Regions from separate parts of the Homo sapiens genome. Here region 1 is linked to region 2. The links are chromatin contacts, found by Hi-C or POLR2A ChIA-PET in ENCODE. All regions are on one chromosome and are shown on one strand. The core of a region is the stretch at or near the end of the contact, and the rest is flanking DNA. Distances in the headings are between cores, read along the strand shown.

What was found. A loop is a pair of places that touch in the nucleus more often than their neighbours do. ChIA-PET counts read pairs that join two places held with the same protein, here RNA polymerase II (POLR2A). Pooled maps may share reads with other maps.
Region 1: a pooled map shows a loop between it and region 2 (18-fold over the local background). The contact joins the promoter of P2RX5 here to the enhancer-like site in region 2. A Hi-C loop is called at or near these places in 4 of 50 pooled maps. POLR2A ChIA-PET finds 5 or more read pairs at or near these places in 2 of 52 experiments (PC-9 and activated B cell).

What each region holds. Positions count from the first base shown.
Region 1 is chr17:3,692,732-3,699,074 of GRCh38, reverse strand. P2RX5 (purinergic receptor P2X 5) reads left to right here and starts at 2,920. Exons shown (of 12, transcript NM_002561.4): 1 at 2,920-3,206. The coding sequence starts at 3,070. P2RX5-TAX1BP3 (P2RX5-TAX1BP3 readthrough (NMD candidate)) reads left to right here and starts at 2,671. Exons shown (of 15, transcript NR_037928.1): 1 at 2,671-3,206. RefSeq lists a silencer at 2,691-3,050 and enhancers at 3,171-3,220, 3,333-3,849, 4,820-4,869, 5,270-5,319.
Region 2 is chr17:3,000,495-3,006,010 of GRCh38, reverse strand. RAP1GAP2 (RAP1 GTPase activating protein 2) reads right to left here. Exons shown (of 25, transcript NM_015085.5): 15 at 571-642; 16 at 1-56. Among named protein-coding and RNA genes, the nearest start is that of RAP1GAP2-AS1, 37 kb to the right of the region's middle. RefSeq lists enhancers at 2,043-2,092, 2,263-2,392, 3,303-3,472. Within about 2 kb of position 1,795, at least 37 of the 41 ENCODE cell types and tissues checked have a DNase peak (open chromatin) inside an H3K27ac peak, as active enhancers do; they include PC-9, where a contact is called at or near this core.

The DNA of each region.
Region 1 (6,343 bases), core at 1,671-4,170, 690 kb before region 2:
GTGTGTGTGTGTGTGTGTGTGTCTGTCTATATATATAGACAAAGTTTTGCTATGTTGCCCAGGCTGGTCTTGAACTCCTGGGCTCAAGCGGTTCTGCTGCTTCAGCCTCCCAAAGTGCTGGGATTACAGGCATGAGCGCCTGTGCCCAACCTATTTTTTTTAATGCTGGTTGTCGCCCAGTAATTTGATGTCATGCCTCACCAGTGGGTCTGGATCTAGTCTCTGAAGCTGTGCAGTAAGGGACCCCGTAAGGATGGGCCTGGTCCTGTCCCCGAGAGCCCTGTCCCCTCTAGATGCCCCTCATGTGGTCTCTAAAGCTTCAGGACAGTTCCGTCAGAAGTTGCAGCCTGGTCTTGGCTGTGCCGTGGGGAGTTCAGGAGGGGCTGCCTGTACTGGAGGGGAAGTCAGAGCAGAGCCCTTCTCTAAAGCCACAGTGGCAGTTAAGACAGGACATGGAGGGCAAGTGCCTGGCAGTTCAGCCTCTCCAGTAGCACACAAAGGTTTGATGAATCAAGAACAGCAGAGTGCCTGGGACTGGGGCTAGTGGTAGGCTCTGCTCTGGGGCCTCACTTACTCACCCCTTCCCTAATCACCCCAGAAAAATGAAGGTCCTGGTCTCTAAAGACCCCTTCAAAGAACAAACAGGCCCTGGAACAAAACCTGGAACTCCCTTGGGGAGTGGAGAGACTCAATGTGGCACCATCTCTGTGACACTCATGTTGTCCTGTGCTGGGGTTGATGGGCAAGCTCTTCTCCAGGGCAGATGCAATTCAGGCGACTCCTGTGAGACTCTGAAAGTCCACCTCCCCTCTATACCTTACCCTGGAGCAGCACTGTCAGGGTGACGGGCATCTTCTTAGGGGTGATGTCACTCGGTGGCGGCTGCTTTAGTGAGCATTGGAGTGCTGTGTTAGCAGGGGGCTGAGGAGGAGGCTGGCAGGAGAGCCAAGATGACTTCAGCCCCTAAAATTCGCAGTCATGACTGGGGCAGGGTGGAATCGAAATGCCCTCCCTGTTGAAAAAAAAAAAAATCAGGGCCAGGTTTGTCCACTCATTCAATAATATGTCTAGAACTATTATGTGGCAGGCACAGGGACATACAGAGATGTCCAAAGGCATGGTCCCTGCTCTCCGGGAGCTTCTGGTCTTAGCATGGGACACAGTCACTAAGTCAACGAGATCCTACTGGATAGTGACAGGTGCTCTAAGGGAATAAGATGAGATAATGGGATAGAAAGTGGCTGGGCTGGGACTGGGGGCTACTTTGGGTGGGCAATAATAACAGGCCTTTTTGAAGAAATGGCAGTTGAGTTGAAATGGATGAAAAGATGCAAAGATCCACGCTTTCCCAAATGACAGTTTGAGAGCAAAATACAGGTTCCCAGCCCCATCTTAGATTTCGTGAATGAAAATTTGAGGGGCAGGGCCTAGGAATTTGCCTTTTTTTCTTCCACATGATTCCCATGCACTTTGAAACTGGACACCTTCCTTGGGGCTTTTACTTTAGAATCACACTGATGAATTTCAGGGTACCTTCCAGTTCCCCGAGTCTGTGGCTTAGGGAAGGGAGCCTCTTTGTGTGTGAAAGCCAGGGGTAGGGAGAGGAGCAGGACTGCTTGTGGTCAGACTGCAGGATGCAGAAAATAAGCGTGCGCAGCTCCTCACCACACCGCGCTCACCCAGGGCCCTGCGTCTTTGGCTGTCAGGAGTTCTAAACCTGCCCCCCCGGAGGCCCTCCCTCATCCCACTCCCACTCCTGTTGAATTCCACATACTGAGAGGGTTGCAGTCATAGCTGCATGGATCAGTTCTATTTCTTGTGCGTTGGGAACCATTCCAAACAGTTGGTACATGCGCACTCTCCAGGCATATTTTTAGGATCCTAGGGTGGGTTGCCTGTGTCTCCCCGCCCCCACCCCGTCTGCCCCCCACCCCCGCACCATCCGCCCTGAGTGTGGGAGGGAGGTCTTCATGCTGCCGGCACTCGGGACCTGCCTGACCACCGACTCCGCCGGAGTGTGGGCTTTTAAACCTGCAGCAGCTGCTGCAGTAGAAACGCGCATTAGTCGCAGCAGACACAGGCAGCCTCAGGTGGGACAAGTCTTGTCTCTTCCAGCCTGTGGGGGAGCCACGGCTTCCCCCCCACAACCACCCCCTGCCCACGGAGCAAGAATGTATCTCCCTGGCAGGAGACCTGGCGCGAGGTGAATGGAGAAACCTGTTGTGTCCCCTTCCTTCCTCCCCTGGCCTCAGTTCCCCATCTATTCAATAGGAAGAACCCTTTGGGATTTCTTTGCGAGAGAAAGGGGAGTTTTGCTTTAAACGGAGCTCTTCCCGGCCGTGCGCGGTGGCTCACGCCTGTAATCCCAGCACTTTGGGAGGCCGAGGTGGGCGGATCACCTGAGGTCAGGAGTTCAAGACCAGCCTGGCCAACATGGTGAAACCCCGTCTCTACTAAAAATACAAAAATTATCACGCCTGTAGTCCCAGCTACTTGGGAGGCTGAGGCAGGAGAATCGCTTGAACCCGGGAGGCGGAGGTAGCAGTGAGCTGAGATCGCACCACTGCACTCCAGCCTCGGCGACAGAGCGAGGCTCCGTCTCAAAAATAAATGAATAAATAAATTTAAAATAAAATAAAAAGGAGCCCTTCCCCCTTTCACTTCCTCTCCTCCGCGATCGCTGCTTTCAGCTGGGCAACAGCACAGGGCGGTCCTGCGCATCCGGGGGGCTGCGCTCCCAGACCGGTGGCTGGGGAGTAGGTTGCAGGGGTGTCACTGTGTCAGGGGAGGAGGAGGAGGAGGAGGAAGAAGAGGTAGCGGCAAGGTCGCGGTCTGAGGTTCCGGTGCTCGCCGCCGCCCAGCTCCCAGCCGAGGCTTTCTCAACCGCGTCAATAAAAGGCCGCCCCGACCCGCCCCCGCGCCCCGCAGCCCTGCCGGACACCCCGGGCTGCAGCTGAGCGGGCGCAGACGGGCCGAGGCGGGCGCCGGGCGCGCAGGGACCGAGGGACCGAGTGCTCCCCATGAGCGCACGTGGGCCGGGCGGTCCGCAAGCCCGGCTGAGAGCGCGCCATGGGGCAGGCGGGCTGCAAGGGGCTCTGCCTGTCGCTGTTCGACTACAAGACCGAGAAGTATGTCATCGCCAAGAACAAGAAGGTGGGCCTGCTGTACCGGCTGCTGCAGGCCTCCATCCTGGCGTACCTGGTCGTGTAAGTTCTCCGCGGACTTTTGGGAAGGCGGGGGAGGGGCAGGGCGGGTGCCAGCCGCCGCGTCCTTCTCCAGGGTCCTGGAATTCGCAGGCGTGCACGCGGTTTTCCCGGTAGCTGGGGGTCTGTGAGCCTGCTTGCTGTGGGGGTCCTCTTTGGGTCCTTGGGTGTAGGAGTAGGGTGTAGAGAGGGGGCTCTCCACTCCCCCACTGGCGCTAGAGGTGATGAGAGGTGGGCAGGGGCCTTCTGGTTTCCTCGATTTATCAGGCTTTCCCTGCAGCTGCTTCTCCCAGAGTCGGGTCCCCACGTGTTAGGGCCATGGGAAGGGGGCAGGGATGCCAGGGGGCTGGGTGGCAGCTGTCGCCCCAGGAGCCTCCCTGGGCCTTGGCCTGGCAGCTGACCCAGGCGCCGGCAGGTTATTTATAATCACAGGGTGTCACTGCCTACTCAGAGCTGGAGAAACTCATCAGCCCGGCATGTTCCTGAGCTCCCTTCCGGTCAACTTGCCCCACCCGCGGCCAGCCTCTCTGGTGTCCAGCTGGGGGTCCTGCCCAGAGGCCTCTATCTCTGCACCCAGCTCGGCCATCCCCTTCCCCCATCCTCATGCCACCTGGCAGGAGCTGGCGCCACAAAGCCAAAGAGGCAACTTGTGGAGGCTGCTCTGCCAGGCGCCTTCAGAGCCCTGACCCCGGGGTGGGTCGGGGGTGAGCAGGTGGAGGGGAGAAGCAGCGCTGGACAATGGGGATGCGCCTCATTCCACTCGTTCAGTAAATGCGGTGGAGTTCCTCCTGCTTCCTCCTGGGAGGGCAGCCCTGACGCCTGGCTCTCCCTCGGAGGTCCAGCAGTCCGCGTTCTCTGAGCTGCATCCCCAGGCCCCTGGCCGCCTCCCACCTGAGCGGCCTCGTAGGCGCTGTGCTGTTGCTCAGCCAGGCCTGCCCGTCCTCCTCCACTCCCTTAGCATCCACTCAGCCCCCAGATCTGGGCTTTCCAGTAACTCCCTCTCCCTTCCTCCCTGGCCTTCCCACAGTGTAATTATTGGGCTTATTTGGGGGATCATTTGCCTGATGTCGCTGTCAGTCCGGGAATGCCCTGAGGGTGGGGCCCCAGCAGCACTTAACTGCTTAGGGAATAGATGTGAAATGAACGCATGAATGAATAAATGGAGTTGCTTTTGCTTGAACAATAGAAATTTAATTCTCGCAGTCCTGGATGTGGAAATCTGAGACGAGGGTGGTAGCATGGTTCGGGGTCTCAGGGGGGGCTCTCTCCTTGGCTTGCAGATGGCCACCCTCTCGCTGTGTCCTCACATGGCAGGGAAAGCAGGACATATTTAACTAAGTACAAGTATGAAAATTAGGAAATTGGCGGCCGGGCGCTGTGGCTCATGCCTATAATCCCAGCCCTTTGGGAAGCCGAGGTGGGTGGATCACCTGAGGTCAGGAGTTCGAGACCAGCCTGGCCAACATGGAGAAACCCTGTTTCTACTAAAAATACACAACAATTAGCTGGGCATGATAGTGGCGCCTGTAATCCCAGCTAATCGGGAGGCTGAGGCAGGAGAATCTGTCTCTATGGATTTGCCTATTCTGGGTATTTCGTATAAATGAAATTGTATAGTATGCGGCCTTTTTTTTTTTTTTTCTGGCTTCTTTCACTTGGTGTCATGTTTTCAAGGTTCACCCATGTTGTGGCATCTATCAGCCCTCCATTCCTCTCTGTGGCTGATACTATCCTGCCGTGTGGGGCTGCCACATTGTGGTCATGCATTCATCAGCTGATGGACATTTGGGTGGTTTTCACACCGCTGAGTGTAGTGGCTCATGCCTGTAACCCCAGCACTTTGGGAGAGGAGACCGCGGTGGCTGGATCACTTGAGGTCAGGAGTTCAAGGCTAGCCTGACCAACGTGGTAAAACCCCGTCTCTACTAAAAATTCAAAAATTGGCTGGGTGTGGTGGCGAGCGCATGTAATCTCAGCTACTCGCACCAGTGCACTCCAGCAGCCTGGGCAGCAGAGCAAGACTGTCTCAAAAAAAAAAAAAGAAGAAGAATGCTTCTGAGAACATTCATGTACAAGTTTTTTGTGAACATGTTTTCAATTTTTCAATTTTTAATTATTATTATTATTATTTTTGAGATGGAGTTTCGCTCTTGTTGCCCAGGCTGGAGTGCAATGGCATGATCTCAGCTCACTACAACCTCTGCCTCCTGGGTTCAAGAGATTCTCCTGCCTCAGCCTCTGGATTAACTGGGATTACAGGCATGGGCCACCATGCCTGGCTAATTTTTGTATTTTTTTAGTAGACACGGAGTTTCACCATGTTGGTCAGGCTGGCCTCGAACTCCTGACCTCAGGTGATCCACCTGCCTTGGCCTCCCAAAGTGCTGGGATGACAGGCGGGAGCCACTGTGCCTGGCCATGTTCTCAATCTCTTGGGAATTTTCTGGCTTATCTGGTAACTCGATCCTTAACCTTTTGAGGAACTGCTAAACTGTTTTCTACCATAACTACCTCATTTTACATCCCTATCAGTGATATACGGGGGTTCTAATTTCTTCACAACCTCATCAACACCTGTTATCTGTAGGGTTTTTAAAAAATGATAGCCATCCTAGTGGAAGTGAAGTGGTGTTTTATTGTGGTTTTGATTTGTATTTCCCTAATGACCAATGGTGTTTGTCATCTTTTCATATGCTTAATTGGGCATTTGTGTATCTCTCTCTCTCTTTTTTTTTTTTTTTTTTGAGAAATGTCTATTCAAATCCTTTGCTCATTTTTAAATTGGATTATTTGGCTTTTTATTGTTAAATTATAAGAGTTTTTTGTATCTTCTGGATACTAAACCCTTACCAGCTACATTATTTCAAATGTTTTCTCCCATTCTGTGGGTTGTCTTTTCACTTTCTTGAGAGTGTCTTTTGATGCATGAACATTTTAAATTTTTATGAAGTCCAACTTACCTATTTTTTCTTTTATTGCTTGCGTTTTTAGTGTCAACAAGTATGGGATTTGTACTCTTATTTCATTTTTTTGTTGTTGTTTTTGAGGCTGGGTCTCACCCTGTCACCTGGGCACAATCATGGCTCACTGCAGCCTCGACCTCCCAGGCTCGAGGGATCCTCCCACCTCAGCCTCCCGAG
Region 2 (5,516 bases), core at 546-3,045:
CAGGCGTTCTCGGCATTGGTGAGCTTGGTGAGCAGAAACTCCCTGAATTCCGGGCCCTGGAAGAGACAAGACGGACCTCAGGTCTGTCACTCTCGGCTGTTGCCAGAAGGTCTTCAGCCACAGTGACAGGCAGGCAGAGCCGGGGCCATGGGGAGAACCCCTGAAAAGTCCCTTCCGACAGCGGATCATTTCTAGCCCAGGCCAAGCCCACTTGCAAATATCCCAACAAGGAAACCCGCTTCCCTGGTCCTGGGAAGCCACAGTGGCACTTCCACGACTGGAGCTCATTCCTGCCCAAGGCTCCTTGACCGGGGCTCAACATAAAAGCCCGTCTTTCAGCAGAAAAGCAACCCCAGTGTCAAACACCCTGACAAGTGGTCCTATGCTGGGCCAGACTGGCAGCATGAAAGAGGTGGGGAGAGACCCCAAGAAAGGAGGTTCCCCCCAAAACCTGCAAAAGGAGCTCCCTAATGTTCCCAGCCTGAATTTGGCTCCATCCCAACCATTGCTACTCAAGCACTGAGACCTGGCATCGTGGATGCGAGAGGGGCAGAAGGAAGAGTGTCCTACCTTCTGGAAAACGGGGGGACTGGGCAGAGGTGGACCAAAGGTGGGCACATCTTCCCGCGCAGTGACAGAGACCTGAGTGAAACAGAGTCATGGTACGGACCTGGAGGGAAGAGACGAGCGCTGCCCCTACGGGAGCCACGCTCCTTACAAAGCTACTCACCTTCTCCCTCCTCCTCTTCCCAGAACACAAACAAAATACTCCTGTGAGCATCGCCAGCACAGGCCCTGACCCTGTTCCTAGAAGTGGGGCCGGACGGTGTGGGGCCATCCGCAGCCTCTCATCTGCATTCCTGGAGGCCAGAAGCAGGTTTGGCAAGATGACTGGACAGGGCTGGGACCCTAATTTTAATGCCATACAAGTGCCCGGGAGATGGCATCTCGTGACCTCATTCGACCGTGACGCTAATCCTACTGAGAAGGCACAGGGAGAACTGTTCTCCCTGATGAGGAAACAGATGCCCAGAGACACACAGAGAAGCCCCCAAGTCCCACAGGTGATTAGCCGCAGAGGAACAGAGCATCCAGACCTCTCCCGACCCGTCTCTGGGGTTCTCTTCCCAAGCCTGACTCCTCAGCTCGGCCATAAATCAGAATTGCTTCAAAATTGCTTCAGGTGTTTAAAAATACAGACTGGGTTCATGGGCTCTGGCCTAAACCTGCCGAATCGGAAGGGTAGGGCCCCCCGGAAACTCTCGTGCAGCCGGTGGACCCGTGTTCGGGAGCCCTGGCCCCACACACGGGGTCAGCCAGTCCTAGGCCCAGGCTAGGAACTGAGGGTGGGGCGCGCACCTCTGGCACCCTGAGTGAGACTGAGCTTTAGAGTGACGGCCTCGAGGTTCGCTGCATGGGGGTCGCCCAGGCGTGGGACGGGCCCCACACCCCGCCTTCCCTCTGCACAGAGGTGCCCTGACTTCACCTATTCTCAGCCCACGAGGCTGTGAGGCTCTCGGGAGACTGCCCTCCCTTCCCTACACAGCCGCTGACGTGAGCCCAGCCCTGGCGTGCTGCCAGCCTCCCCGGCCTGTGAAGTGGAGCAGATGCAGAGTCTGCCAGGCCGGGTGAGCAGGCAGCTGGGCACCGAGCCAAGGAAAGGCCCTGCCAGAGTCCGGAGGGGAAACGGAGCGGGAGAGAGCTGGTCAATACGGGCTTTCTCTTCTCAAGCTCCAGGCTGTCTGCCCAGCCCAAACTGCAGTGCCCCGAGTCAGGAAATGGTGCGCGTTCGGCTGACGTGATTTCTGGCTGGGCTCCAGCAGCTGAACCCGGTTCCCTACCACCACCCACCAGGCACCGGTGGCCCAGGTCAAGAATTCAGTCACAGAGCCAGAATCAGGGGTGGGGGTGTGGGAAGGCTATGGGGAGACTGCAGACCGTGGGCACCTGGGACAGAGGCCAGAGGGCAGCCCCAGCTCTGCCCTTCCCACCCCACTCCCCCTCCTCCTCCAGCCTGCATTAGAGTGGTCTGTGCCGACCGTGTAAGTGGCTTCAGACACATCCTCAAGTCCATCCAACCCTCCAGCTGGACAGTCCCACAGCAGAGCCCTGTGGGCCACACGGAGGACAGGGCCCTTCCTTGCGACGTGCGTTCACCTTCCATCCTCATTGTGCGCCTCTCTTGACCCCATTCCAACCAGGCGGCCAGGCCTTTGTTGTTCCCCCCTCTTGGGGACATCTGGGTCACTGGACTGAAAGCAGAAGTTGCCTGAACACAGCCCCACCTTCCTGTTTTCTAAATGCAGCGAGGGCCTCCAGCGAGGGCTTGGAGGGAGGGAGAGAGGCAGATGCAGGTGACTCTGGGGAAGGGACCTGCATGGCTGGAAGGAGGAAGGAGCTTGGTGTGGGTCATGAGGATGCACTGGGAACCTCAGAAAGCTTCAAACGTGACAAAGGCCCCACGCCCAAGAGTGGCCTGGGAGCCGCGGTGGCACACAGAGCATCGTCCGAGCAACAGACAAGTCGTGACGGGAAACGGGGAGGGGGCTACAAAGACAGGGCCCTCCCCGGCGGTGGGCTTCACCTGAGATTCCTGACACCTTTGAGGACTTCCGGAGAGGGAGGCAGGGATAGGGGGGAGGGAAAGGGGTAGTCCTGGTGATGGCTGAGCTGGACTTTCCTTCCAAGCAGGCAGGATGAGGACTACACTCATTTCTGAAAAATAATCCAGAGTGATGCTTCGTGCACACCCGACTCCGTGGAGCCAATTTCTCGCCTGCTCTGATGGCTCAATGACCAAGACCGCAAGCAGACCCAGACAGGACCTCAGCCACAGCTCCCTGGCTCTGTGGCCTCAGGCCTTAAGTGGGTTCAGCTCTCAGCTTCCATTTCCTCCCTCTAGCGAGAGGTCTTGTCTCACCAGGGGCTTGTCAGGATTCAAGACTGTGCGTCTAAGGACCCAGCACCGTGCCTGGCATGAGCAAGCAGCTGGTAAGGGGTAACCACTGTCGCCCAGTGGCCTTTTCACTTCCCCTGCTGACCTGCACCCAGTAAAGGGCTCCTGAAATAGAGTTTCCCCAAAGCACCTTGCAACCCACCACACACACACACACCCAAGCACGCCTCCTTCCCTCCCGCAGGATGTCAGGGCTAGCAGCCTGCAGGTGTCTAATCCAACTTCCTCATTTCACACAGACAAAACTAGAGGCCCAGAGAGGGAAGGAACAAGGTCACGCAGCAGAGGCAGTGCCAGGACCAGAACCCCAGGCAGCCCGGCCCCTCCGTGGACAGAAGAGGACCCCTTCCTGCACACACCCAACCCTGTCCCTCCTTTATACTCTTCTTTCTTCAGCTCACCCTCCCCAGTGGAGGCCTCCTGGGGCTTACTCAGTCCCAGAGGAAATCTCAGCCTTCTTTGCCACAGCCCCTGAGCCTGCAGGGGCCAGCTAAGGTCCTGCTTCACCCAGGCCCCCTGGGGGATCTAACCGGGTCCTCCTCGCAGTCTGCTAATTACCTGGGGTGCTGCCGGGAGTGTGGATGGACAGCGCTTTGGGGAGTGCCTTGGAAGGCTGGTCCCCCTCCCTGGCCTCATTCACACGTCTGGCCTTCCAGCCTCAGTGTCTGCCTGGCAGGTGGAGTGCACGATCAAGGTACCACAGCCTGCTCCTCCGGGAAGCCCTGCCCCCCTGCTTCTCATCACCCCTCTGAGGACAATGCTGTGCTTTGTGGCTTAGAAGAAAGAGTAAAGACAGCCAGGCATGATGGTTCACGCCTGTAATGCCAGCACTTTGGGAGGCCGAGGCCAGTGGATCACAAAGTCAGGAGTTCAAGGCCGGTCTGGCCAACATGGTGAAACCCCGTCTCTACCAAAAATACAAAAATTAGCCGGGCATGGTGGTGGGTGCCTGTAATCCCACCTACTCAGGAGGCTGAGGCAGGAGAATTGCTTGAACCCGGGAGGCAGAGGTTGCAGTGAGCCAAGATCACACCACTGCACTCTAGCCTGGGTGACAGCGAGACTGTCTCAAAAAAAAAAAAAAAAGGAGAAGAAGAGTGGGTAAAGACTTCTAGCACCACAGCTGGAGGTGGGGTGGCGCTTTTTTGGATCTCTGATTTTTCTCTGTATGAGTGCACCACTCGGCTAAGGTCTCGGGAAAGTGGAGAAGCTGGTTAGCTGAGATGCATTTCCTATTGGGAAAGAGAAGCAAATGCTAAACGTCTACAGGAGGCCTCGTTCTGCCAGAGGGTCTGGGAGCCCTCCTATCACATGGCTTCATTCCAAGGATCCTTCCCAGTAGTTCTTCCTCTTCAACTGTCTATTAAAAGAAGCAGTTGAGTAGTTCAGCTGCCCAGTGGCTGACCTGTACTCCCTGCTTCTTCTATCCCTTCTCCGGCATCAGGAAGGCCCTGAGGCTGATCTTGTTACCTCCACGAGCCTCACTTCAGCCTGGTGCTTGGACCTGCACTCCCTGCTTCTTCTGTCCCTTCTCCGGCATCAGGAAGGCCCTGAGGCTGATCTTGTTACCTCCACGAGCCTCACTTCAGCCTGGTGCTTGGACCTGCACTCCCTGCTTCTTCTGTCCCTTCTCCGGCATCAGGAAGGCCCTGAGGCTGATTCTGTTACCTCCACGAGCCTCACTTCAGCCTGGTGCTTGGACCTGCACTCCCTGCTTCTTCTGTCCCTTCTCCGGCATCAGGAAGGCCCTGAGGCTGATACTGTTACCTCCACCAGCCTCACTTCAGCCTGGAGCTTGGACCTGCACTCCCTGCTTCTTCTGTCCCTTCTCCGGCATCAGGAAGGCCCTGAGGCTGATACTGTTACCTCCACCAGCCTCACTTCAGCCTGGTGCTTGGACCTGCACTCCCTGCTTCTTCTGCCCCTTCTCCGGCATCAGGAAGGCCCTGAGGCTGATACTGTTACCTCCACCAGCCTCACTTCAGCCTGGAGCTTGGACCTGCACTCCCTGCTTCTTCTGTCCCTTCTCCGGCATCAGGAAGGCCCTGAGGCTGATACTGTTACCTCCACGAGCCTCACTTCAGCCTGGTGCTTGGACCTGCACTCCCTGCTTCTTCTGTCCCTTCTCCGGCATCAGGAAGGCCCTGAGGCTGATTCTGTTACCTCCACGAGCCCCACTTCAGCCTGGTGCTTGGACCTGCACTCCCTGCTTCTTCTGCCCCTTCTCCGGCATCAGGAAGGCCCTGAGGCTGATTCTGTTACCTCCACGAGCCCCACTTCAGCCTGGTGCTTGGACCTGCACTCCCTGCTTCTTCTGTCCCTTCTCCGGCATCAGGAAGGCCCTGAGGCTGATACTGTTACCTCCACCAGCCTCACTTCAGCCTGGTGCTTGGACCTGCACTCCCTGCTTCTTCTGTCCCTTCTCCGGCATCAGGAAGGCCCTGAGGCTGATTCTGTTACCTCCACGAGCCCCACTTCAGCCTGGTGCTTGGACCTGCACTCCCTGCTTCTTCTGCCCCTTCTCCGGCATCAGGAAGGCCCTGAGGCTGATTCTGTTACC